Regions from separate parts of the Mus musculus genome. Here all the other regions are linked to region 2. Evidence: chromatin loops called from intact Hi-C (ENCODE). Cell type or tissue: left cerebral cortex. All regions are shown on one strand. Region 1 overlaps Sppl3 (signal peptide peptidase 3). Region 2 holds the start of Sppl3 (signal peptide peptidase 3). Region 3 overlaps Sppl3 (signal peptide peptidase 3).

The links. A loop is a pair of places that touch in the nucleus more often than their neighbours do. Peaks named below come from ENCODE experiments on the same cell type or tissue, not always from the same donor. Only the 100,000 strongest peaks of a DNase experiment are listed, where the experiment ranks them.
Region 1: it touches region 2 in a loop (2.3-fold over the local background); 10 of 42 quality-filtered maps call a loop at or near these places.
Region 3: it touches region 2 in a loop (2.4-fold over the local background); 12 of 42 quality-filtered maps call a loop at or near these places.

What each region holds. Positions count from the first base shown.
Region 1 is chr5:115,080,528-115,088,527 of GRCm38, forward strand. Sppl3 (signal peptide peptidase 3) reads left to right here. Exons shown (of 11, transcript NM_029012.2): 4 at 1,694-1,813; 5 at 2,898-2,976; 6 at 4,326-4,438; 7 at 7,763-7,869. Among named protein-coding and RNA genes, the nearest start is that of Rpl37rt, 23 kb to the right of the region's middle. In left cerebral cortex, CTCF peaks have their summits at 3,885 (motif pointing left) and 7,099 (motif pointing left); no DNase peak of the experiment used is centred here.
Region 2 is chr5:115,007,513-115,015,512 of GRCm38, forward strand. It overlaps Sppl3 (signal peptide peptidase 3), which reads left to right and starts at 4,012. Exons shown (of 11, transcript NM_029012.2): 1 at 4,012-4,103. The coding sequence starts at 4,081. In left cerebral cortex, no CTCF peak of the experiment used is centred here; DNase peaks (open chromatin) are centred at 3,556, 4,290, 4,451 and 4,702; H3K4me3 peaks cover 2,729 bases; H3K27ac peaks cover 1,227 bases.
Region 3 is chr5:115,065,644-115,073,643 of GRCm38, forward strand. All of the region lies in intron 2 of Sppl3 (signal peptide peptidase 3), which reads left to right. Among named protein-coding and RNA genes, the nearest start is that of Rpl37rt, 38 kb to the right of the region's middle. In left cerebral cortex, no CTCF peak of the experiment used is centred here; DNase peaks (open chromatin) are centred at 3,274 and 6,685; H3K27ac peaks cover 641 bases.

The sequences.
Region 1 (8,000 bases), 73 kb after region 2:
TTAACTTTAAAGATTATGTGTATATTGTAGGGTATGGGCACAAGAGTGTGAGTGCTCACAAAGGCCACAAGAGTGCATCAGATCCCCTGGAGCTACAGATACACAGGCAGTTGTGACCTGCCTGGTGTGGTTACTGTGAACTGAACTCAGGTCCTTTGTAAGAACAGTGTGTGAAATCTTAACCACTGTCAGCTCTCCCCAGTGTTAACAATAGCTTTAAATGTCCCCTTGTCATTTTCCACCCTTGATGCCTAAGTTCCATCTCGAAAGGGTCATTTACTTGCAGCCTTAACACAGATTTCTACTTTAAATATTCGTTATAATCGCTTGTGAGGCAATTTTCATATGACATCTCAGCAGGATTAATTAGGTCTATGGCATACAGAACACAGGGTGGGGTGCGGGGTCCCTCATTCAGCCACCACCAGATTCTGATACTCCCTTCTCTGCAGTTACTCTGCTCACAGGTCTCAGCTCCTGGTGCAAAATTAACATTTCTGTGTAGAATTTTAGCTAGACCTAACCCCTAGAGATTTAATTATCTAAGTAGTATAATGTTTAAGACGATCTCTTCAGAACTGGCAGGGTGGCTCAGCTGGTAATGGCGTGGGCTCCTGAGCCTGGGAACCCACATGGGAGAAGGCTACAACCCCACACGCTGTCCTCTGACCTCCACCCACATACAGACACAGAGAATAAATAATAAGTAAGTAAATAAGTAACTGTAATTCCAATTAATGAAAACCTCTCTCAGTGATTCCTGTGGGCAGCTAAGAATTAAGAGAGAACACTGAGCTGTGTCCTGCTCTGTCCCAGGACTTTTTAATCTCCTTCTGATACCTTAAAATTTCAAAGTCAAACCACCACCACCACCACCACCACCACCACCACTCCCTCCCAAGAAGCTGGGCAATGTCAGTAGGATCCATGCCTTTAATCTCTGCCCTCAGGAGGCAGGGGCTGGAGAGGGCAAACAGGTGGGTGTCTGTGCGTTTGGTCACTGTCAGACTGAAGGCACCGAGGACAGCAAGAGCTTAGCCTCTCTTGTTGAAAGCCTTAGGGCCTGGAAGCCACATATAAATCCCAGGAACCCCCTAAGTTCCATAAGTTACTGTAAAATGCACAGGCACGTTCCTTGAAGGACAAGGATGGCCACTGTAGAACATGGAGTCTGGATAAAGACTGAGGTCATGGCAGGCCTAGAAACTGAGGTCCAATTTCAGTTCACCAAGCAGCTGGGAGGATGGCTCGGCAGTTAAGAGCACTGGCTTTTCTTCCAACGTTTGATTCTCAGCACCCGCATGCACAGCAGCTAACAGCTGTTGGTAAGTTTAGGTCTAGGGGATCTGGAGCCGTCTTTTGACTTTCTGTGGGTACTGTGTGCACACACACCTGCATGTGGGCAGTACTCCATACATAGCAAATAAAGAAGACAGTTTAAAAATGCACTTCAGTGCTTAAACCCTCTGGGGTAAAGTGAATTCCCTTCTGGCCACATATTGAGTTATTTCTCTGATGACCTGTTACCTCAGGCTGTGAGAACGTATATGACCTCTGATCTCTTAGGTGACATCAGTGCATCATGTCGTGCTTAGCCTGTGCAGTAGTCTATGAAGGCGGCGGCGGGGGGTGGGGGTGGGTGTTATGTTGCCATTATGAAGTAAGGGTTAATGTGTCCTGTTTTCCTCTTCAGGCATCCAGACCATTGATTCCACCCAAGCACTGTTCCTCCCGATTGGAGCGTCTGTCTCTCTCCTCGTCATGTTCTTCTTCTTTGATTCAGTTCAAGTCGTTTTCACAATATGTACAGCAGGTAATTTAGCTGCAAGTTTACTAAAAGGAATCAAAATTGTAATGTATGTGCCATGCCATGTGAGTTCTTTATCTGTTGCCAGAGTCTTCAAGAAAGCCAGGGATTGGAAAACTCAGGAACTTTAGTGATGCCAAGTAGTTGTGACTTGTTTCTGGCAGACAACTCACAGGTCTTGTTAGTCACAGTGGCTGTTAGCATCCTCTACTAATGCGTCTGCAGATAGAAATATTGAAAGCCGGGCTGTGGTGGCGCACGCCTTTAATCCCAGCACTTGGAAGGCAGAGGCAGACGGATTTCCGAGTTTGAGGCCACCCTGGTCTAAAGAGTGAGTTCCAGGACAGCCAGGGCTACACAGAGAAACCCTGTCTCAAAAAAGAACAAAACAAAACAAAAAGGGAGAAATATTGACAGCTAATCACAGCTGCCAGCTTTGCAGTATTTCCAGGCTAGGCAAGGATGGACATACAGGGACAATATTATCCAAAGATAGGTGACTTTAAGAGCGTGTCTTCTGCCTGCTGTGAGTTCCTTCTTCCTGAGTTACAGGAGAATAAGAACAGCATTCCCGGGCTGGTGAGATGGCTCAGTGAGTAAGAGCACCCGACTGCTCTTCGGAAGGTCCAGAGTTCAAATCCCAGCAACCACATGGTGGCTCAAAACCATCCGCAACAAGATCTGACTCCCTCTTCTGGAGTGTCTGAAGACAGCTACAGTGTACTTACATATATTAATAAATAAATCTTAAAAAAAAAAAAAAAAAAGAACAGCATTCCCTGTCCCCATCTATGGCACACTAGGTGCTAGGTTTTTGTTTTTGTCTTTAATGTAGCTATCCATGCACTATTGAAAGACCTCTCCTGGGCACACAGCTCAGTGCTACGTACGTATGTACATACATTCATACATACGGCCCCTGGGTCCCAGCTTGAGCACGAGCAGACAAATAGGGGAAAAAGATCATTTAGGTAACTTTTCTACTTGCTAAGAAAAATATATTAGAAAACCATCTTCTATGAGTTATGCCATTTTTTTCCTGTAATGGGTAAAGGAAAAAAAATTAATGAAACATATTTTCTTTTCCTAGTTCTTGCAACAATAGCTTTTGCTTTTCTTCTTCTCCCGATGTGCCAGTATTTAACAAGGCCCTGCTCACCTCAGAACAAGTGAGTACTCGGATCTTTCCCTCTAGGGTATCAGTAAAGGGTGTTGGCCAGAGACTGGGGAGTGACGTTCATATGTCCTTTTTAAAGTTGGAGATAGAATCTCCCTTCCCTCCTGTGGCACAGGAAATGCAGACACCCTCACATGTGGGATCACTGTCACCTGCTGTCGTCTGCTCCCTGTCAGCTAGAGTAGGAAGGAAGTGGGGAGAGCAGAACAGTGCTTGCGTTCAAGACTCCGTGGGTCTCTGGTGGCCTGCAGGTACTGCTGCCTTGGCTCACTGCATTGTTGACATCTTCCCCCAGGAGCCATTGCTCCACAGACATGGATGGAGGTGGCCTTGGATAATAATCATTTGTGGCATCTGGTTTTTCAAAAATTAGTGACGGCCAAGTACATTTCCCCATCTTACACATATTATCTCATCATTGCTAAATGAATGGAATCTGTTCCTTTCTTGATTTTATTTTTCTCTTAAGAATAAGATTTGCCGGGCTGGTGAGATGGCTCAGTGGGTAAGAGCACCCGACTGCTCTTCCAGAGTTCAAATCCCAGCAACCACATGGTGGCTCACAACCATCCGTAACGAGATCTGATGCCCTCTTCTGGAGTGTCTGAAGACAGCTACAGTGTACTTACATATAATGAATAAATAAATCTTTAAAAAAAAAAAATAAGATTTGCCTTATATTTAACTCCCAGAGACTGATTCTTTTACATTATACTTTTAGACAGCAATGTTGATAACTTAGTATTAAAAAAAAAATAGTCAGGCTGGAGGAGAGATGGCTCAGTGGTTAAGAACACCGACTGCTCTTCCGAAGGTCCTGAGTTCAAACCCCAGCAACCACATGGTGCCTCACAACCATACTTAATGAGATCTGATGCCCTCTTCTGGTGCATTTGAAGACAGCTACAGTGTACTTAGATATAATAATAAATAAATCTTTAAAAATATAATAGTCTTAGTGCAGTGGTTCAGTGGGCAAAAGTGCTTGTCTACTTAATCCTCTTTGCCTGAGCTCAATTCTTGGACTACCCAGTAGAAGGACAGACTGACTTTACAATGCTCTCACCTGACCTCCACTCATACCCCCCCCCCCCCCACACACACACACAGTGATAGTAATGATAAAATGTAAATTAAGAAGATGAACTGCATTCCCATGTGGGAGCTAAAGGATAATCCCTGAGTATTTCATAGATGACGCCAACGAGGCTTGGGTCTCCTAGGATCCTGGGTCTTAGGTATCGCCCTGCTCTGACCCAGCCAGTGTGAACACTGATCACGGGGTCACTCAGCCACTGAGTGCCGCTCAGTGCCCCTCAGTCCAGCCAATGTCTTTTCCAGGATTTCCTTCGGTTGCTGTGGGCGTTTCACTGCTGCCGAGCTGCTGTCGTTCTCCCTGTCTGTCATGCTCGTCCTCATCTGGGTTCTCACTGGCCACTGGCTTCTCATGGATGGTGAGTGATGACGTACATAGGCTGTGGCTGAACCTCGTGTGGTTTTATAGCTCACGGCCTCAACTGTGGGACCAGTGCAGATATGTAAATTTCAAAAACAGTTGTGAACAGCAAAAGTTAGTTCAGAATCAAACACACAGTGAAACCACAGCTTTGGCGAGGTGCACGGGTACTGCAGCACCATGTGCCTTCACTGAAAGCCTCGTTCTGAAGACACAGCATGCCCTGACTCAAAGACCTCTGCTCATACTGATGCATATGTATGCTATAGTTGCACTGTTTGTACTTCAACTCCACATCTTCTCTCTCAGAGAAACACAGTGGTGTAATAGAACTCGGTGGCGCTTCATATTCTGCTGCCATTTTTCAGCATGCAAATATTGAATTAGCATAGCTCGGGTTGGGTTGGGTTGGGTTGGGTTGGGTTGGGTTGGGTTGGGTTGGGTGGGGTGGGGTGGGGTGGGGTGGGGTGGGGTAGGGTACAATTGCTATTTAAAGCAGACATAGTGACACATGTGTGTGTTTGTTCCAAAACAAAGTTTCTCTATGTAGGCTGGCTATCCTGGAACCCATTCTGTAGACCATGCTGACACAAGCTTTTTAGGTCCAGCATTGCAGTAGCAGGAGGACCTCTGTGAGTTCAAGGTCAACCTGATCTATGAAGCAAATTACAGGCACCAGGGCACCAGGGCCACACAGTGAAACCCTCTCAAAGAAAAAAAAAAGATAATTAAAAAAAATTGCTGTTTTGAGTTGCTGGCCTAGTTTTTAATTTAAAAAAAAATACAACAAAACAATGGAATAAATTTTGGCTTCAAATTAGGATAGAATACTTAAGTTTCCAAAATAGTCATAAGCATACTTCTGACATTTGGTATTGTATACATATGGAAAGCCGCATTCTTGGCAGTGACAGCTATCATCTCTGTGGAATAGTGAAGGTTTTTCCTAGACAGCATCATTCAGCCAAGACTAGTTCATGTAAAAATGTCTAGCATAGTATTAGTATCCAGATTTTTTTTTGTCTCCAGTAGTAAAATTATGTCTTTTAAGTTTATAATTACCACTGAATGTTTGCTTCGCATACCAATTCTATATGCCTATAATGATTGAGCAGAAGGAAGCTGAGCTGCCAGCAAAGGAGGTGCAAGCCTGCTGTGGACAGTTCTCACAGACTCAGCTAGGCCTTCCCGCCCCTGTGCCCAATGCTACACCAGCGCAGTTTCTCCGTGGCCCTGGGATGTGCCCGTGAGCTTTCCTAAGGCAGGCAGCCATAACTACTCACGAGTTCTTCCTTAGAAGACTGCTCTGTAGCCAGTTTATCACTCATTCATAGTTATTGCCCCCATTTTTGCTTAAGACAAGTTTTCAGGTAGCTATTTCTTTATATAAGTGGAAATAAATATTACAAATATAATAGCTAAAAACAGATACTTGGGTAGAATTGGCTCAGTGGGTAGGAACACTTCCTGCTCTTGGCAGAGGATCTGAGTTCAGTTCTCGGCACTTCTGTCAGGAAGCTCTCAACGGCCTGTAACTGCAGCTCTGAAGGTTCCCACCCCTTCTGGTTCTGCAGGCATCTGCAGAACTCATGGTTTTGTTTTGCTTTGCTTTGTTTTGTTTTTTTTGAGACAGGGTTTCTCTGTATAGCCCTGGCTGTCCTGGAACTCACTTTGTAGACCAGGCTGGCCTCGAACTCAGAAATCCGCCTGCCTCTGCCGCCCAAGTGCTGGGATTAAAGGCGAGCGCCACCACGCCCAGCAGAACCCATGTATTGAATGATACGTTGTGGTGTGCTTCTTCTTTATAGTCATAGCATATGCCACTATCATCGTAGAAAGAAACATCTGAAATAGCTCTAGAGCATTCTGAAGTACGTGTGTCATTTAACTGTTTCTGGGTCCTTACATTGTCTTTTTAAACACCTAAAATAAACATGCTAGGTCTACTCCTTGGGATAGATGTGGCATCACTCTGATCCACCTAGGCAAGTGCACTTGCTGTGTCACGGCATACATGATTTTCTAAAGATAAATTTCCAGGCATGACGCCTCTCCCTAGTAAAGGTTTTCTATATTTACTGTGTGTGTTCCAAACAGGGTTTCTCTGTGTAGAGCCCTGGCTGTCCTGGAACTTGCTCTGTAGGCCAGGCTGGCCTTCAGTTCAGAGATCCGCCTGCTTCTGCCTCTGAGCACTGGGATTAAAGGTGTGCACCTCACCACTTGGCTAATTATATTTTATATCTATAGTTATCTCTCCTTTTAGAATGAGTACCGACACAAGCTAAGATTCACTGAATGTGGTAATGTGGCTCAAGGAGTAAAGAAGATTAACCCAAGTTCAGTCCTGGGGACCACATTAGCCAAAGAGAACTGACTCCCACGAGTTGTCCTTTAACCTAAACATATGCCCTAAGAAATAAATGTAATAAAAGAATTGTAAAATCACTATACATGCTTAAAACCCTGAAGCATCATACACACTTAAAACTCTGCACAGTTAAAATGAAAGAATGTATATCCTAGGGCTGGAGAGATGGCTCAGCAGTTAAGAGCACTGACTGCTCTTCTGAAGGTCCTGAGTTCAATTCCCAGCAACCACATGGTGGCTCACAACCATCTGTAATGGGATCCGATGCCCTCTTCTGGTGTGTCTGAAGACAGCAACAGTGTACTCATATACATAAAATAAATACATCTTAAAAAAAAAAAAGAAAGAAAGAAAAGGAAAGGAAGAAAGAAAGAAATTGGCCTTAGAGGACATGTGTATAAATTAGGTCAGAGAACTGGGAGGCGGATCGAAGGAAGATTGTTGGCAAATACGTAAGATTAAAATGTTGTAGATATTACATTGATGGACTGATAGGGAAAATATAATAGAGAAAACAGTGAATTGTTGGAATGGTGTCTGAATGAAGGGAGAAGACTCAGGAATAAGTTAGCTTTTTTTAAGACAAAGCCTCACTCTATAGACCATGCTGGCCTTGAACTCAGAGATCTGCCTGCCTCTGCCCTCCTGAGTGCTAGGCTTAATGTGTGCACCACTCTTGCCAGCTAAATTGGCTTTTTAATAGGGTAATATCCTCTGACCGGAGGAATAGAGTGTCAAGACAGGAGTGCAGAGGATGACAGACCCCGGGTGCAGACCTGCAGGCAGTCCAGCCTTGTATGGCAGAATGCTGTGACCTACCTCACACCCTAGCAGGTCCTGGTGGATGGGCTGCCCAGTAGAAACAGTTGTCAGAGCATCTGGGCTGGCCAGTCAAGAGCTTATGGAAAGAGACCTCCATCCACACGCTGATCCCATTCTTCCTGTACACTCTAGCTCTGGCCATGGGTCTCTGTGTTGCCATGATCGCCTTCGTCCGCCTGCCAAGCCTCAAGGTTTCCTGCCTGCTTCTCTCAGGGCTTCTCATCTACGATGTCTTCTGGGTGAGTGTGAACTTCCTGTTCTCTTCTGAATTTAGTTGAAGTGGATGTTGCTCAAAGCTGTCTGAGTCCCCAAAGCCTGGCATGCCGACAGTCTGAGGTGATTGATTCCCTCTGGTGTGGGGCGCAGGTCT
Region 2 (8,000 bases):
AAGAGAAGACATGGGCACCAGGTGTCTGGGGAAGACCGACTACCCCTGCCTATTGGTGCGGTGTCAGGGAGAAGACACAAGTGAGATACTGGCTCTGAGGATGAGAGCATGCTTAAGCCGGGCCTGGCAATGCCTGCTCCCCGGAGTCTGTGCCTGAGGCGGATGATGGGTCCTGGGAGGCTCTCCCCGGAGTCTGTGCCTGAGGCGGATGATGGGTCCTGGGAGGCTCTCCAAGGCTCCTTTGAACATGTTCAGTGGGTAGAACCTATAATTACCATGGGGATAATTAGAGGCGCTTTCATGCTCTCTTTCAACAAATATTACACAAGCTATGGCCCTCTCATCTTGGGAGGGGTGGGGTGGAGTTGGTGGAGATCAGAGTGCCCCTCCTGGGGGGGCGGGCAGCCAACACCTGAAGCCTTGCCAAACACACCTGACTCCTGGCCAAAGCTCAGAGTGTTGGAGATACACCTGGGGCTGCTCCAGCTTAGAGCTGAGTGTCTCTGGCACGGGCACTGAAAGTCACTCTTTGACTTCCAACCAATGCTAGGGCTCCAGTTCATTCCGGTCTGGCCTTTCCAGAAGACCACAAGTCTGTGGTGCTCTTGATGGTGACCTGGAGATGCCTCCTGCATCCTGACAGGCTTAGCCTTCGATGCCTGAGCCACCAGGCTCTGGGCTTTGTCTTCATCTCTAGGGACCGTGCACACGGGGTTTCTGGGGCCTGGGAGACCTTCCCAGCCCCACCTAGGGCAATTTGGTTCTTGTCATAGGCTCTGTGTGTTTTCCTGGGAACCATTTTGGGAGCTTCTGGTTAGCGCAGAGTCTTCTGTTCTAGGGAGGCGTTGGGTTTGTTATCTCGGTCACTTCAGCTCCACTCTCCTCAGACTACTCACTTGGCCTAATCTTCTGTGACTCACTGCGACTCAAGCCTAAGAGAATTGCCCAGAGGCGCCTGCTTGTCATTTCTGTTTTGTTAGCTACTTGTCTGGTCTGTTTTGTTCCCAACTCCCTTGAGAAAGTTCTGGCACCTCCCATAGCCACACCTGGTTATGGCTTCAGGCCTTTCCCATGGGATCTGAAACCCCAGTCACTCCGCTTGGAGACTCAGAGTGACTGTGTCACGCTTAAGGTCACAACTGGCTTTTTTGCAGAAGTACCTAGAATTGTTAAGGCTTCTGCAAATGTCAAGAATTTGGGCTTCGCCCCGGGCGTGGTGGCACTCGCCTTTAATCCCAGCACTCGGGAGGCAGAGGCAGGCGGATTTCTTTCTTTTTTTTTGTTTTTTTTGAGACAGGGTTTCTCTGTGTAGCCCTGGCTGTCCTGGAACTCACTCGTAGACCAGGCTGGCCTCGAACTCAGAAATCCTCCTGCCTCTGCCTCCCGAGTGCTGGAATTAAAGGTGTGCGCCACCACACCCGGCTTTTACCTTTTTTTTTTTTTTTTTTGGTTTGAAACCCTGTCTTGAAAAACCAAAAAAAAAACCAAAAAAAAAAAAAAAAAAAAAAAAAAGAAAAAGAAAGAAAGAAAGAGAAAGAAAAGAATTTGGGCTTCACTGTTTCATCTCCCCAGGACACCAGGGGTTTGGGTTGGGCAGAGGTTTGAAGGCTGATACCTTTCTAGCTAGAAAAAGGTGGTTTTATTGAGACCTTGGGTTAAACCCTCTCTGACACCTTTTCTTGGCCTCTCTGGTGATACTAAGGAGGGGGCCACCTAGAACCTGGCTGGTCCCAGCACCTGGAATGTGGCGGGGGTGGGGTGGGAGTGGGGGGAGAGGAAGGCGGAAGGTATGTGGGAATAGTGAACTTGGCCTTTTCACGAAAGGCTTCCTTTCCCCCTGGAGAACAAGCAAACAGAACCTGTATATAGGGCAGTGGCCAACTGACCTCTCCGGTGACAGAGTCAGGGTGTGGCATTCCCTGTAAGCCTGGGCAGGCCCTGGGAAACTAAAAGAGTCAGAGCCTGGCTTAATGATGGGCGAGCCGGAGAGGATCCTGAATGGGCAGGTACTGGAGACTTGCTCTGCAAAGGGAGAAAGAGATAGGGTTTCTGGGAAGCGTACTGTGTTCGTTAGCCAAGCATGGCCCCCAAACCTCATCTTTCCATTCACAAGCATAGTGACTGAGCGGGAGGCCTAGGGAGGCCTTCAGAGCATGGTCTCCACCCATCATTTTAGTGTCTTTGTCCAACAACCTGTGGCATAAACTGTTCATTCCTGCCTGGTTCCAAGCTCAGCCCAGAAATTCCCATTACTGGGTCTTGCTCTCTGCCGCTCTCTTGGCAAAATGATTTTTCTGTTGGTAAGCCTCTTGTGGTCTGAGGATGTCTCACTCCTGCCTGAGAAAATGTTCTCCAATGCCTTTGGGGAGGGGGTTCAGTTCATTGTACCATCCTGTCTTTACCTCAGGCCTACGTTCCTGAGGTTGGTCTCTGGTCCACCACAGCTTTCTTTCTTCTTCTTCTTTCTTTCTTCTTTCAAGATTTCATTAGCTCAGGCTGGCTTTAAACTTTGTGCCAAAGTCTGTAAGTCAAATTCTCTGCATATCTGAGGATGACCTTGATCTATTGCTCAGTATACACCCCTCCCCCCAAGGCCCACCTACTACAGTTCTGGGAGTACAGTGTCTCGTGGTCTAGTTTTGTTGCTTTAAAAATCCTCCACGTGTCCCTTCAGCCTGATAACCAGTGAACTTTTTGCTGTTTCCATAGTCATTTTTCCAGAATGTCATGTGGTCAGAAACATACACTGTGTAGCTTAAATATGTTTCCTCATCTCTTGCTATATGCTTCTTCACGTTTCTCCCTGTCTTTCATTAACTCATTATAGAGTCTCTCTATGTATTCTTGGCTGGCCTGGAACTCACTATGTAGACCAGGCTGGCCGCAAACTCTTAGAGATCTGCCTGCCTTTGCTGGGATTAAAGGCACGCACCACTAGGCCTGGGTTTTTAAATTTTTTTTCCTAACACATGGTCACACACAACGCTCTAACAACTGAGTTATGCCCATTCACCCTATCAAAGTAGCCTGCACCCTTCCTTTAGTCTCTATTAATTGCTCTCCATTATTAATAGCCCCATGACTCTGAAATAATCTTCGTGCTTTAGCCAGCTCGAACCACCTATGTCTCTTCCCTGAGAATATGCATGTAAGGACAAGGGCCTAGGTGAAGGCGCTGACGCCTAGCTGGCACCCAACAAGGACCCCGCTGATCGCTTCTATGAAGACGAGCATGGTAGCATTTGACTTGGCACCAGGCGCCGCGAAGGGACGTTTGCAGAAACCAAGGAGGGGGACCGCGCAGCGCGGGAACCCGAATGCAGCGCTCTGTCCGCATTTTGACAGTTGACTGGCAGCTGAGGACCCAGGGACAGCCGACGGTGGATGATGGAAGGTTGACAGCTGAGTGGCAGTCAACCGCCGCGCACCGGGGAGGACCACTGCGCGCCCAAGGGGCCTAGCGCGCGGCGGCCGCTGCAGCTAACCGTAGCCCCGAGCCGACCTGGGCTGAGCGCTCCGCGCATGGGCAGCGCGCGCGAGGGGGCGGGGCGCCGGGGTCACGTGAGCGTGTTTTGGGCACGTGACCAGCGGCCCGGGCTCGCCCCCGCCCGCTCGCTCGCTCCCTCCTCCCTCGGCGGGCGGGTGTGCTTCGAGCGGCCTCGCCTCACCGCCTAGCGCCCCCCTCAGCCGTTGCTGCCGCCGCTGCCGCCGCCGCCGCCGGCCATGTCCCCCGGCCGCCGCCGCCGCCGCCCGAGCGCGGCGCTCCCGCGGCCCGGCGCGCACTGAGCGCGGGCCCGAGCCACCGTTTCGGGGCCCTTGTTCTCCGCGCCGCCGCCGCCGCCGCCATGTTGGGTTTGGAGCCGCAGCGGAGCCGCCGCCGCCGCCGCGGCTGACGAGGCCGAGCGCGGAGCCCGGGGCCCGCGCCCGCTCCGGGGCCCAGGGAGCGGGGCCCGTCGGAGTCTGTCGGAGCCCGACTGCCTGTCCTCCGTGCGAGCGAGTGAAGGAGCGAGCCGCCGGGGCCCCCGGCCGCGCCCTCTGCCGCCGGCCGAGCGAGCCGCGGAGCCCCCGAGAGGCAGCACCATGGCGGAACAGACCTATTCGTGGTGAGTGCGGGCTTTTGGGGACGAGGAGGCCGGGCCGGGCCGGGCCGCAGGTGCTCGCGGGGCTCGGGGTGCGGGCCGCTGGGCGTCCTCCGAGCCCGGGGGAGGGGCGGTCATTCGAGCCGCGCAGCGGAACCGACTGGCGCGGGTGCTGGCGGGCCAGGGGGGAAGCTGGAGAAGGGTGGGCAGAGAACGGGCCCGGGCGAAGGTGTACCCCACTCTCGGCGAGAACAGGTGGTAAGAGGCACAACTTGCAAGTAGTGAGGGCGGGAGCGACCGCTTCCGCGGTGGGCAGAGGCCCTGCGGCCCCGTGATCGAGCCCTGGCACAGCGGAGAGGGGGAGTCTTGTTCCAGGATGGCCACATTCTGTAAAGGAAGTCGTCGGTAGCAGCGGGGTCATGGGTAGTCTTTGTAAAGGGGTTGGTACTCTGCTCTGGGGATTCGAAGAGTGCTGGCCGGTGTTCTGGGGGTGGAGGGCTCGATCACGGGAATGTGTGTGTGTGTCCGTCCAGGTTGAGTCCCCCTGCCTGTGGGACTTTTTTTAGCAGCGTGTTTAGGGCTGAGGCACACACACTTGTGATTTACAGGGGGGAGGTGACAGATGCGTCCAAGTTTGGGGGGAAAGAGGTGAGAAGGGCAGAGGCGTGGAGTGTTTGCCGCGGAAGGAGGTTGGTTGTACCGGGGGCGAGTGGGAATGGTGTAGTTGAGCTGTGGCTTGAGGGTGAGAAAACAGGAGATGGGTGGGTTGGTGGTAGGTACCGGGCGGGCGGGGAACCTGGTCGCTGCAGCCTAAGAGATCGGAGATGGTTTCAAGCACTTGTGGCTTGGTACCAGAACTGTCGACTTTTCCGAAGAGTGGGGTTGAAGGTCCGCTTCGTTTTGTAATTGGAAAAGTGAGTTAGTTCTTCATTCCTGGACCCTAAACCTTTAAGTACCAGAATTGCCTTTTCCCTAACCTGTACAGATTGTGTGGCTACCTTCGGAAAAGTGAGTTAGTTCTTCATTCCTTGACCCTAAACCTTTAAGTACCAGAATTGCCTTTTCCCTAACCTGTACAGATTGTGTGGCTACCTTCCCAAAGCACGGGGCAAACTGTCAAGTGTTGGGAGCGTAAGTGAGCTGTAACTACCATAGGGAGACAGTAAAAGAGCCGGGTTATACACGAAAACAAGGGATGGTTATGCTAAGTCGGGAGCTCACTGTGTCCTGATGGAGGGTTAGTGATCGAACATGCTTTAGTAATGCAAACGGCAGCGATGTATGCACAATCTGAAAAAGAAGGTAACTGGGAAGTTGAGAGGAAATAACTAAAAGAAAAGTTGGGTTTTGGTGGCTCCAGTTGTGGTTTAAAAGGACAGACTAATAGTTGTGAGCAGCAGTGAGGGAGGGGCATCTCAATGGCAGGTGGGATTCAGTTTCTTACCTGCAGATGGACTAGGTAATGTTGGTGCTGCCATGGGCACTGGCAACACCTAGAGCTTGCTTGTCCTGCCCCACGAGGACTCCTCTGTGAATCCTCATGGCTGCCTTGTTGGTTTGGTTTGGTTTTGAACTGTACTGTAAAAAGAATATGGATTGGTTGAAAAAAAAATACCAGTGATGAGGAACTGGGGAAAGTGCTGTGTGCAACACACATTCGCAGCCCCAGTTTGGAGCCACAGAGTGATGTCCTGTGTGTAACATTGAAGGTGAAAGTGCCTTAATGGGTAGGTAGGCCACCTACAGCTTGTGTGGTGCTTGTGGGCTAGGTAAAGAGACTACTTTGTGGAGGCTGATCATTTATATGATAAACTCTCTTGAAACACTCCCTTGGGTCTTGACTTTATTTGATGGAATAAAGGAAGCAATCGAGTGAGTGCCTTGCCATCAGGACCCTCAGCCCCTCCTTTCCAGCTTGTTTTCAGGAGCAGAGTCCACAGTGTCCTGAGGAAGGATGGTGCACAGGGGAGAGGGCTGGGAAGCTCGGCCCCTACCCTGTTTTCTGGTTCTTCCAAGTCAACCAGGGCACAAGAACTAAACACACAGTATTTGGCAGATAGTTCTCACATGTCTCTAAGGAGGGGAAATCTTCCGTATTTCAGAGGAGGACACAGGCTCAGGAGGCCAAGTGATGTGTCCTGAGTATGTGGCCCATGATGCTTTGTGAACTCTCTGCTTCACCTATTCTCACAGAAATATCAGAATGCAAGAGCTATTCTGGACATATATGGAAGCTGAAGTTTGGATTTTTTTGGTCATTCTTCACTTGTTTTTTTTAGACTTATTTATTATTATATGTAAGTACACTGTAGCTGTCTTCAGACACACCAGAAGGGAGCATCAGATATCATTATGGGTGGTTGTGAGCTACCATGTGGTTGCTGGGATTTGAACTCAGGCAGGACCTTTGGAAGAGCAGTCAGTGCTCTTAACCGCTGAGCCACATCTCTCCAGCCCTTCACTTGGGTTTTATAGATATATATAAAAATGATACTTTAAAAACAGAATCAAGTGTGATTATTTGTATTCTGCATTTAGGAAGAATGTAGTTTTATCTGAGAACAAATCCCAGAAGGGATGTAGTATTTAAAAATAGGCTTATGTTATAGCCTCTGACATGTAAGTTACATATAAAGCAAGATTGCTGGGATTGGTCAATACTGTGATGAGCTCACAAGTTTGTTATTTTATTCTGTTGACTTGTACATATTTAACTTTTTTGTAATATTAAAAAAAATGGACCCTACCTATAAGATCATGTGGTTCTGATTTCTTGTACATGTTCATTTCCTAGAAAATTTTGTCACTCAAAGGTCTAGCTCAAGCTCCATCTATCTGAAGTGTGTTCTGCCCATTCCTGAAGGCAGTCTTGTTATTTTTAGTACTTGTGGTCCTGTCTGCATCACCTCTTCCACTTGTTATGTAAATCCTGAGCCTGGTCACTGTCCTTTGAGAGAGAGGGCTGTGGTACACCTGCCCTTTAGCCTCTTCTAGTGCCTAACACAGTGTCTGGCACACAGCTTTTGTCCAGGAAACCCTGTGTGGTGAGTATGACAGGGGCTACTGCAGGATTCCTGTCTACTAGGTTTCCTGATGTCCCATCATATTTACAATATGGTGTCATACTTTGTTTAGTCTTCTGAGACAAGGCCCACTGTGGCATCCAAGCTGACCTGGAACACATGATTTCAAGCCGACCTTGTAATCACTAGGTCAGCTACCTGCTTATCTTTTGGATGCTGGACAACAAGCCAGCAACACTGCTCCCTCTTGAAGTTTGGAAGGATGCCAGGATCTTCTTTTTTCTATTTGTTTTGGTTAGCCTTTGGTTTTTATTTGTTTGTTTTGTTGTTTTGGGCTTTTTCTTTTCTTTCTCTCTTTCCATCTTTCTTTCTTTCTTTCTTTCTTTCTTTCTTTCTTTCTTTCTTTCTTTCTTTCTTTCTTTCTTTCTTTCTTTTTTTGGGACACAGGTTGCTCCAAGTTTAAGGCTGGCCTGAGAATGGCTTTATACTCCTGACCTTTCTGCACCTCCTCTTCCGTGCTGGGATCATGGGCAATGCTGCCACATGGGTTCCCCTAGTGCTGGGGGGGGGGGGGGTTCAGACCCAGGGCTTTACTCACTCACATTATGCAAGTAGTCACCTACTGAGTGCATCCCAGCCTCCCGAAAGCCTCATGAATTAACCGTCCTTTTTACTCTGAGGAAGTAAAAGAATGCATGCAAACACACGAACTGAAAGTTGAAGGGAAACACTTGCCCAGTGTGTACTTATGAGTAGTTGTTTCAGTGTAAGTACTGTGAGAAGCCTGAACTTGGCACTTGAAATCAATGCAATCTTTGTGTAGGATTGCACTTGAACCTGCTAATGGTTGTGCTTGGCTTACTGTTTCTGTAGGGAGAAGGCCATCTTCCTGCAACAT
Region 3 (8,000 bases), 58 kb after region 2:
CCCAGCCCCTGTTTTCTTCATTTTTACTATATGATAAGGTATATCATAAGCTCTGCTATGACTTCCATACCTGTGTATCATTGTTTCACCACAGTCACGCACAAACACATTCCTATTCCTCCCGCCCCGTGGGCTCTCGTCCTCTCCCAGACAGTCCTTTTCTGCTTGTGTGTTTTTCTTCTTGGTGTCACTGCTGTCCAGTTTGGACTCAGTGCGTAAGGAGGCATGTCTCTGTTGGGTGACTGTGCCCAGCATGGAGATTTCCACTTCTGCCTGGTTTATGTAATGATGCCCTTTCTTTTGTTGTTGTTTTTGTTGTTTTGTTTTGTTTTGTTTTTCCAGACAGGATTTCTCTGTGTAGCTCTGGCTGTCCTGGAACTCACACTGTAGACCAGGTTGGCCTCTAACTCAGAAATTCGCCTGCCCCTGCCCCCCAAGTGCTGGGATTAAAGGCATGTGCCACCAGTGCCCGGCTGTCATTTCATTTTTTATGCTAAATAAAGCATGTGTGTCTGTGTCACATTTTAGAAATGTATTTGTCCAGATGGGCAGTAGTGTTGCACACCTTTAATCTCAGCACTTGAGAGGCAGAGGCAGTTGGATCCTTGAGTTCAAGAGCATCCAGTGCTACACAGAGAAACCCTGTCTTTAAAAATAGAAAAATAGATCTATTGATCCAATGAGTAACATGTAAGAAGATGTGTGACTTGCATGTCGCCACATAGCAAACACTGTTGTAAGGGTGTTAGTGCTGACCACACAGCCGGAAACTGAGCTAATGCTGGGATTCTGTCTCAGTCCAGAGTCAATGTCATTGTCACCCCCCTTCCTCTCTTAATCTAGTGGGTATAGGTGGTGTCTCATTATGACGTTGATTGGTGTTTCCTCGTGGCTTATGGTGTCCAGCTCTTTTCATGTGTTTATCTGTCATCATGTAGAGTCTTTGGTGAAATGTCTGTTGAGAATCCCCTGCCCTTCCCCCCACCCCCAGCTCTGAGGGTCAAGTGTAGAGCCATGAGCATGCCATACTTATTCTGAGCCTCTCTCTCTCCCCCTCTTCCTCTCCTTCTCCCCCCACCCCTCTCTCTCTCCTTCTCCCCCCACCCCTCTCTCTATCTCTATTTTTATTTTCTTAGTGTTGAATTTAAGAGTCCTTCACATACTATGAAGATGCCTTTATCAGATAAGTGCTTGCAGAACGTTCCACATTTAAGTCTCTGAATTTTTCTTTTTATTTTCTATATATTTATAGTTCGTATGTTTCCTGATGGACTGACCTTTATAAAATATCCCTCTATTACCTGTGGCACACCACCCCTTCGGAAAACCTCTTTCTCCAGAAATATTTACATTGCAACTTATAACAGTAGCAAAATTACAATTATGAAGTAGCAGTGAAATAATGTTGTGGTTGGGGTCACCACAGCATGAGGAGCTGTGTTAAAGGGTGGCAGCATCAGGAAGGCTGGGTGCCACTGTCTCTGCTTTCTTAAAGTTTCTTTGTTAATATCTTACTGAGTCTGCTAGAATACCCATTCAAAGTCTTTTTATTTTATAGTTTTAGAGAGCTTGTTAAATATCTCTGAGTGAAGCCCCAGTGGTGGATTTAGAGAGACATGTGGGGACTATGTGTGGATGTGGGGAGTGCACACGAACGCAGTTTCACAGCTCTTCTCCTGGAGCTCCCGAATGAGACTCACAGCACCCTTGAGTGTAAAATGCTCCAGCGTATGTATGGTCGGAGGCCACCTCACCGTCTGGCTGTTGACCCCTCTGTTATTCCTGACCTAGGTCTTAGACACAGCATGGTTGTCGACTGAATACAGACTCTGTGTCCTAACTGTTCAGCACATTCTGTCAGACCTAAGGCAGCCTTGGGCAAGCCCAAGCTCTCCTTGTCTACTGCACACAGTGCAGGGTTTGCAAAGCAGCCCTAGGTCTCTGCTCAGGAAAACCTTTGAATCTAAAGAGTAAGTTGAGTTCTGTTCATAGAGTGAGGATGTTTTGAGGCCAGCCTGGTCTACGAAGTAAGTTCCAGGACAGCCAGGGGTATACAGAGAAACCCTGTCTCGAAAAACCATAAATAGATAGATAGATAGATAGATAGATAGATAGATAGATAGATAGATAGATAAAAGAGTGAGGATGTAGCTGAATTTAGAACACTTGACTTGCCAACCATGTATAATACCCTGATTTTGAGGGTTTATTAAATTATTCATTTTGGCTTATGTATGTGATGCCTGTGCATGTTTGTGTGGGTGTGCATAACGGTAGCGTCCTCCTCAACAGCCCTCCAAACCTTACTTTGTGAAATGATGTCCCTCACTGAGCCTGGGGTTCACTGGGTCAAGTAGGCTGACTGACGTCAGCACTAAGGATCCTCCTGTGTGCAACCAGCACTGGGTTCTACACTGTGCCGCTGCATCTGGCTGTGCTCTGGGCCTCCTGCTTGTGTGCTGTGCTGACTGAGGCATCTTCCCTACCTTAGCTGAATACCATTCTATTCCTTTCTTACAAAAAGCACAAACCCTAAATAAAGCCTTACTAAGACATTGAGAGTGTGTTGAACAACTTCCTGCTATCGTGTCATGATAGACTCTTGTACATGGCATGAAGTGTGGTATTTGACACTAATTAGTTGACTTGAACTCCGTCCAGCTCAGCATACCACCACGGTGTCATGTAAAAGGCTGCTGACTTGATAACCTGTCTGGAATATGGCAGCATGTGTACAGCTCATCTAAAGCAGACATCAGATGGGAGGAGAGGCTGCAGTAGCTGAGTTTATGTGGTGCTCTGAAACCTATCCTTAGCACACTAGTGCATGAAAAACTGTGTGCACTGTGTTAGTCCTTCTTTAAAGATGGCGCAGTGGAGCTTGGCATGGTGGTGCACGCTTTTAATCCCAGCACTTGGGAGGCAGAGGAAGGCAGATTTCTGAGTTCAAGGCCAACCTGGGCTATAGAGTGAGTCCCAGGACAGCCAAGGCTACACAAAGAAACCCGGTCTCAAAAAAAAAAAAACAAAAAAAGAAAAAAAGAAAAAGAAAAAAAAGAAGAAGATGGCTCAGTGGGAAAGACCCCTTGCTATGAAAACAGAAGGATCTGAGTTCACATCTCCCACACACATGTAGAACTGCATGTGGCTACAGTAACACTAGGGTTAGGTGATGGAAAAATACAGATTCAGCCAGCTTAGCCCAGACAGTCTGATCCAGTAATAGATCCTGTCTCAAAAATGCCTCCACAGATGCTCACATGGGTGTATATTCCTGCATACAGCGTACACCCCCCCCCCACACACACACACACGGAGGTGGGGGAGGCCGGGAGAGCTATAGTAAATGTATTTATTCATAGAGGATAAAGGTTCTAGGGCCTCTTGCTTTGTATCATCGTCGCCGCCGCCATCATCATCATTTTGCATATTTTGTATTGTGATTACCCCTCAGTTACTTTTCCTTGTTTAGGAAGTAGGTAAAGGTCAGGCAGCTGCGGTGAGATGGTGACTCAGCAGCTCTGAGCTGCTTAGACAGCAGAGAACTTTAAGATATCAGCAGGATGGGCTTTATCCAGACTCCTCTCCTTGGCCTGTGGGTTTGGTCTTCACATGTAGATGGTGCCTTCACTGGTCCTTCTCTCCTGACCGTGCAGACGGAAGGTCCATCTGTCTCTCCCTTTCCCTTGCCCACATCTGCTTATCTATTTCCCTCAATAGCATTTTAAGCTAGGTGTGGTAGTGCACACCTTCGGTCCTAGCACTTTCAGTGCAGAGGCAGGTGTACCTGGGAGTTCAACACCAGCTTGCTAGACCAGGCTAAAGCCTGCACAGTGATACCCTAAGAGGAGTAGAAGAAAGAACTATCTTACCTATAATACCTCTTTAAAAACTGTTTGCAAATACACTTACATGTTCAGGTCCTGTGGTTAAAACTGCAGATAGGAATCTTGTGAGTATACCATTCAGTCCCACATAGGTAGAGAGTGATATTACTGTCAGAGCACAATACACTCAATGATTTTGAAGAGGGATAGGATAAAATAACAAACAAACACACAGGGTTTCTTTGCTGTCTAGCCCAGGCTGTCCTCAGACTGGCCATTTCCTGTGTCTTCATCGTGAATGCTGACTGTGTGCATCACTGGTTGCATATTCATTCCCCTCTGGAAGCTTGACCTACTGCTGCTTCTCTTGAGTCATAGTTGGTATCAGTAGAAATGAAAACATTGGTCTAGGTCTTTTTTTTAAGACAGGATCTCACCACATAACCCTGGCTGGTTCACACTTTTGATGCAAACTTGGGGAATTCTCTTGCCTCGGCCTCCAGCTGCAGGGATTTTGGATACGTGCTTGCCTCTTTCTGTTGATCATTTTTTACTTCCGTCTTGTTTATGCATTTGTATGTGAGTAATTCTGTTTGTGGCAAATGTGGAAGACCTCTTAGTAGAGTTGATTGTCTCCCTTCATATTTGTGTGGATAAGACTCATAAGCTTTTGACCTGCTAAGCGTTCTCATAGCCCACATTGCTCATTTAAACATTCATTTCAGTAACCCAAATGTGCTCTTTGTTAAGCAAATAGCCAGGGTACGGTTTGAATGGAGTGTGTAGTAATAACATCTTGATGTAAAGGCATCATATCATGTTGTAGAGCAGAAATAAGATTAAGGTGGTGAGACAGGGCTGGGGTGATGGCGGGGGGTCATCTCTGCAGACAGAATAGACTGATCAATGGCTAGCCAAGCACTGGGCTGTCTGCAGAGTTAATAAGTTACCAGGTAAGTTAGGATAAAATTCCACAATTCACAGCCATCCTGGTACCTAAGACAGAAGTCTTCCCACAAAGGCAGTATTTAAACAGCTGAAGTCTGCTGTCAGCTGTGCAAGTGTACAGGCTGTGACTAGATCCCAACCCAGGCCCAGTGATGGAACAATGTAAAGTTGGAAAATAAGACCTCCCAGCATCAGGAGGCAGAGGCAGGCAGAATTAAGGCCAGCCTGGTCTATACAGAGGAACTCTGTCTTGGGGCGGGGCATGGGAAGGTGACTGCCTCCATAGCACCTCAGCTAAGATAAAATGTGCTTGCCTTGCTTGGTCAGTTTATTTGAAAATATTCAGGCTGGCAAGATGGCTCAACAGCTAAGAGCACTGACTGCTCTTCCGAAGGTCCTGAGTTCAAATCCCAGCAACCACATGGTGGCTCACAACCACCCATGATGAGATCTGATGCCCTCTTCTGGTATATCAGAAGTCAGCTAATAATAATAAATGAATCTTTGGGCCAGAGCAAGGACTGAGCGAGTGGGACTGACCAGAGCGAGCAGAGGTTCTAAAAATTCAACCCTGACAACCACATGAAGGCTCACAATCACCTCTACAGCTACCATGTTCTCACATACATAAAATAAATAAATAATAAAAATCTTTAAAAAAAATATTCTTTAAAAAGAGTGTGTGTATGTGTGTGCGCGTGCGTGCCCTCCCGCCCGCCCGCCCGCCCGCCCACATGTCTCCAACAGAGTGGAGAAAAACAGGTCAAATCCAGAGGAGTTGTAGTTACAGGTTGTTATCAGCCACCACACACACACACTACCCCCACCCCCACAATAGACACTAGAAACTGAACACAAGAGCTTCAACTGCTAAGTCATCTCTTTGGCTTTTTGGGGGTTTCTTCCAGAGTTTCTCTGCATAGCCCTGGTTGGTTGTCTTGGAACCTAATCTTGAACTCAGATCCAACTGCCTCTGTCTCCTGAGTGCTGAAATTAAAGGCCTGTGCTAAAAGTAGAGTTTTAATAGCCCTCAGCTAATAATGACTTGGAAGAGTTAAATGCTGGCTAGCACTGACCTCAGCACCAGGCTCTTTTCCTCTACCTTCTGAGATATGTCGGCTGTGTGTAACATCCATGCCTCAAGTAAGATCAAAAGACAGCTGGCAGCTTTCCAGCCCAGAGGAAGGGTAGAAGCTAGCCCAGGCAGAGATGTGAGTAAGGGTTCTTCTAAAGTTCCCCAGCTGCCACAAGGTCAGAGAGGCAGCACGGCTGCACAGCTGTACTTACCAATATTATGTTCATTAAGTGGGTCAGAAAACTCAGGTTAGTGCATGTTTTCCTAATGCGCACCCACAGGGAAGAACCAGTCTTTGTGTTCCATTGGCTGCAACACATTCCTAAACACTCCAACCAGTCTAGACCTGTGCCATCAAATGATGAGCTCTGTCATGAGACTAATGAACACTGAGGGGACAAAGGAATGGATAATACACTGAAAATTACCACCACGCTTGTCATGGTAGAGGCTTTAGTTTGAAACTTGAATGCAGGCCTTTGGTCTCTAGGTGTTTTGTTGTTGTAGACCTAATTGGAAGTGAGAAATGACAATTTGTCCTCTAGGGCCAACTGCCAAGAGGCAGTTAAGGCAAATCCTGCCGAGCATCCTCCTCTGCCTAAAAGTAAATGTGTGACCCCAAGTGTATGCAAGCAGAGCTGGTGAGAGTTTGTTAGAATCAGACAGCTGAAGAGCCTAGGTTTGTTGATGATTATTATTACGCACATTCGCTCTCTCGCTTGCGCGCTCTCCCTCTCTCTCCCCCTCCCCTCCCTCTCATGTGTGTGTACAAGTTGGAGGAACCAGTTCTCTTACTCCACCACATAGGATCCAGGAACTAGGACTTGGCAGCAGTCTCAGCTGCTGAGTCATCTCTCTGGGCCTCTAAGATGCCTGTCATATAATCAAAGATCTTTACATTCCATGAAGCAAAAACTGTAGACAGAGAGGGAAGCAGAGCCCACAAATACAATTTTAAGAGGCAGTGTCCTTCATTCCATAATGGAGCAAAGCAAGCAGAAAGAAAATGAGCGTTATTACAATGGACGTGACTGATGTCCTTGTGTGCTTATATTGTATGTGCACCTGCGTGGACAAGCCAGAGGACTGCTGTCTTCCTAGGTCTGTATCCAGTGAACTTGAGATCCTCAATTGGGCTAGATTGGCTGACCTAAATGCTGTCCTTTCCCCAAGTACTGAAGTACAGACGTGTGCCATCATACCCTGCTCTTGGCATGGTCGCTAGGGATCCAAACTCAGGGTTGCACAGCACTGTTGACTGAGCGATCCCAACAAGCCCCACTTAACCAATCCTCTATCAGTTCAGCCTGTCATTTGTGAAGTGCCTCAACAACAAAACAGGTTCTTTATTTAACATATGTTAAGATATTTGCTAATATTGGCCATATCAGAGATATGAAACAAGTTGGAATATATAACACATGATCTGTACTCTGTTAGCTCGGACTACCATAGCAAAATATGTTGTAGTATAGATGGCTTAGACAACAGAAATTTCCTTCTCCGAGGCTAAACTCAAAAAGCAAGTGTGTGGTTGTGAAAGACCCAGGGAAGGCGCACACACCCAGTAGGACTCAGAGACTGAACTCGCTGTAAGTACACGAGGCTTTAATGGCATACAAACACACAAACAACAAAGGAGCGCTCAAGCCAGCATGCTGGGGTTGAAACTCATGCACCGTGCAGGGGGCAGAGGAGTTCGACCCCGGCCCAAACTTTTTACAGGCTTATAAAGGCATAAACCATAAACCAAAAGGGGGGAGCCGAAAGAATTTGCGCGGTTACACATGATTGGCTTATTTAAATGTCGGCGGGGTGATTACAAATTAACAGGGCAGTACGTGCCAGCTAAGGTATAGGGAGACACAAGGGCTTGGACTTCTCGAGGTCAGCAGGACACCTGGTCAATGTATGATTTATGGTGGGCTATAGGGAGGCGCCGCCCGGGAGGCGCCATCCTGCCAGATGGCCATTTGGTCCGTCCTGATAGCCCTGGCTAGTTCCTGCACTCTCTTTTTTATCTTTTATGGCAGACATTTCTTAGCTACAGGGTGGGTTTGGCTGTGCCTGGACCCGCCTGGGTCTATTCTTTAGCCATGAATTTCTTGAACTTAGATACCAAAATGCTATAAGACCCAAAATTATAAGTT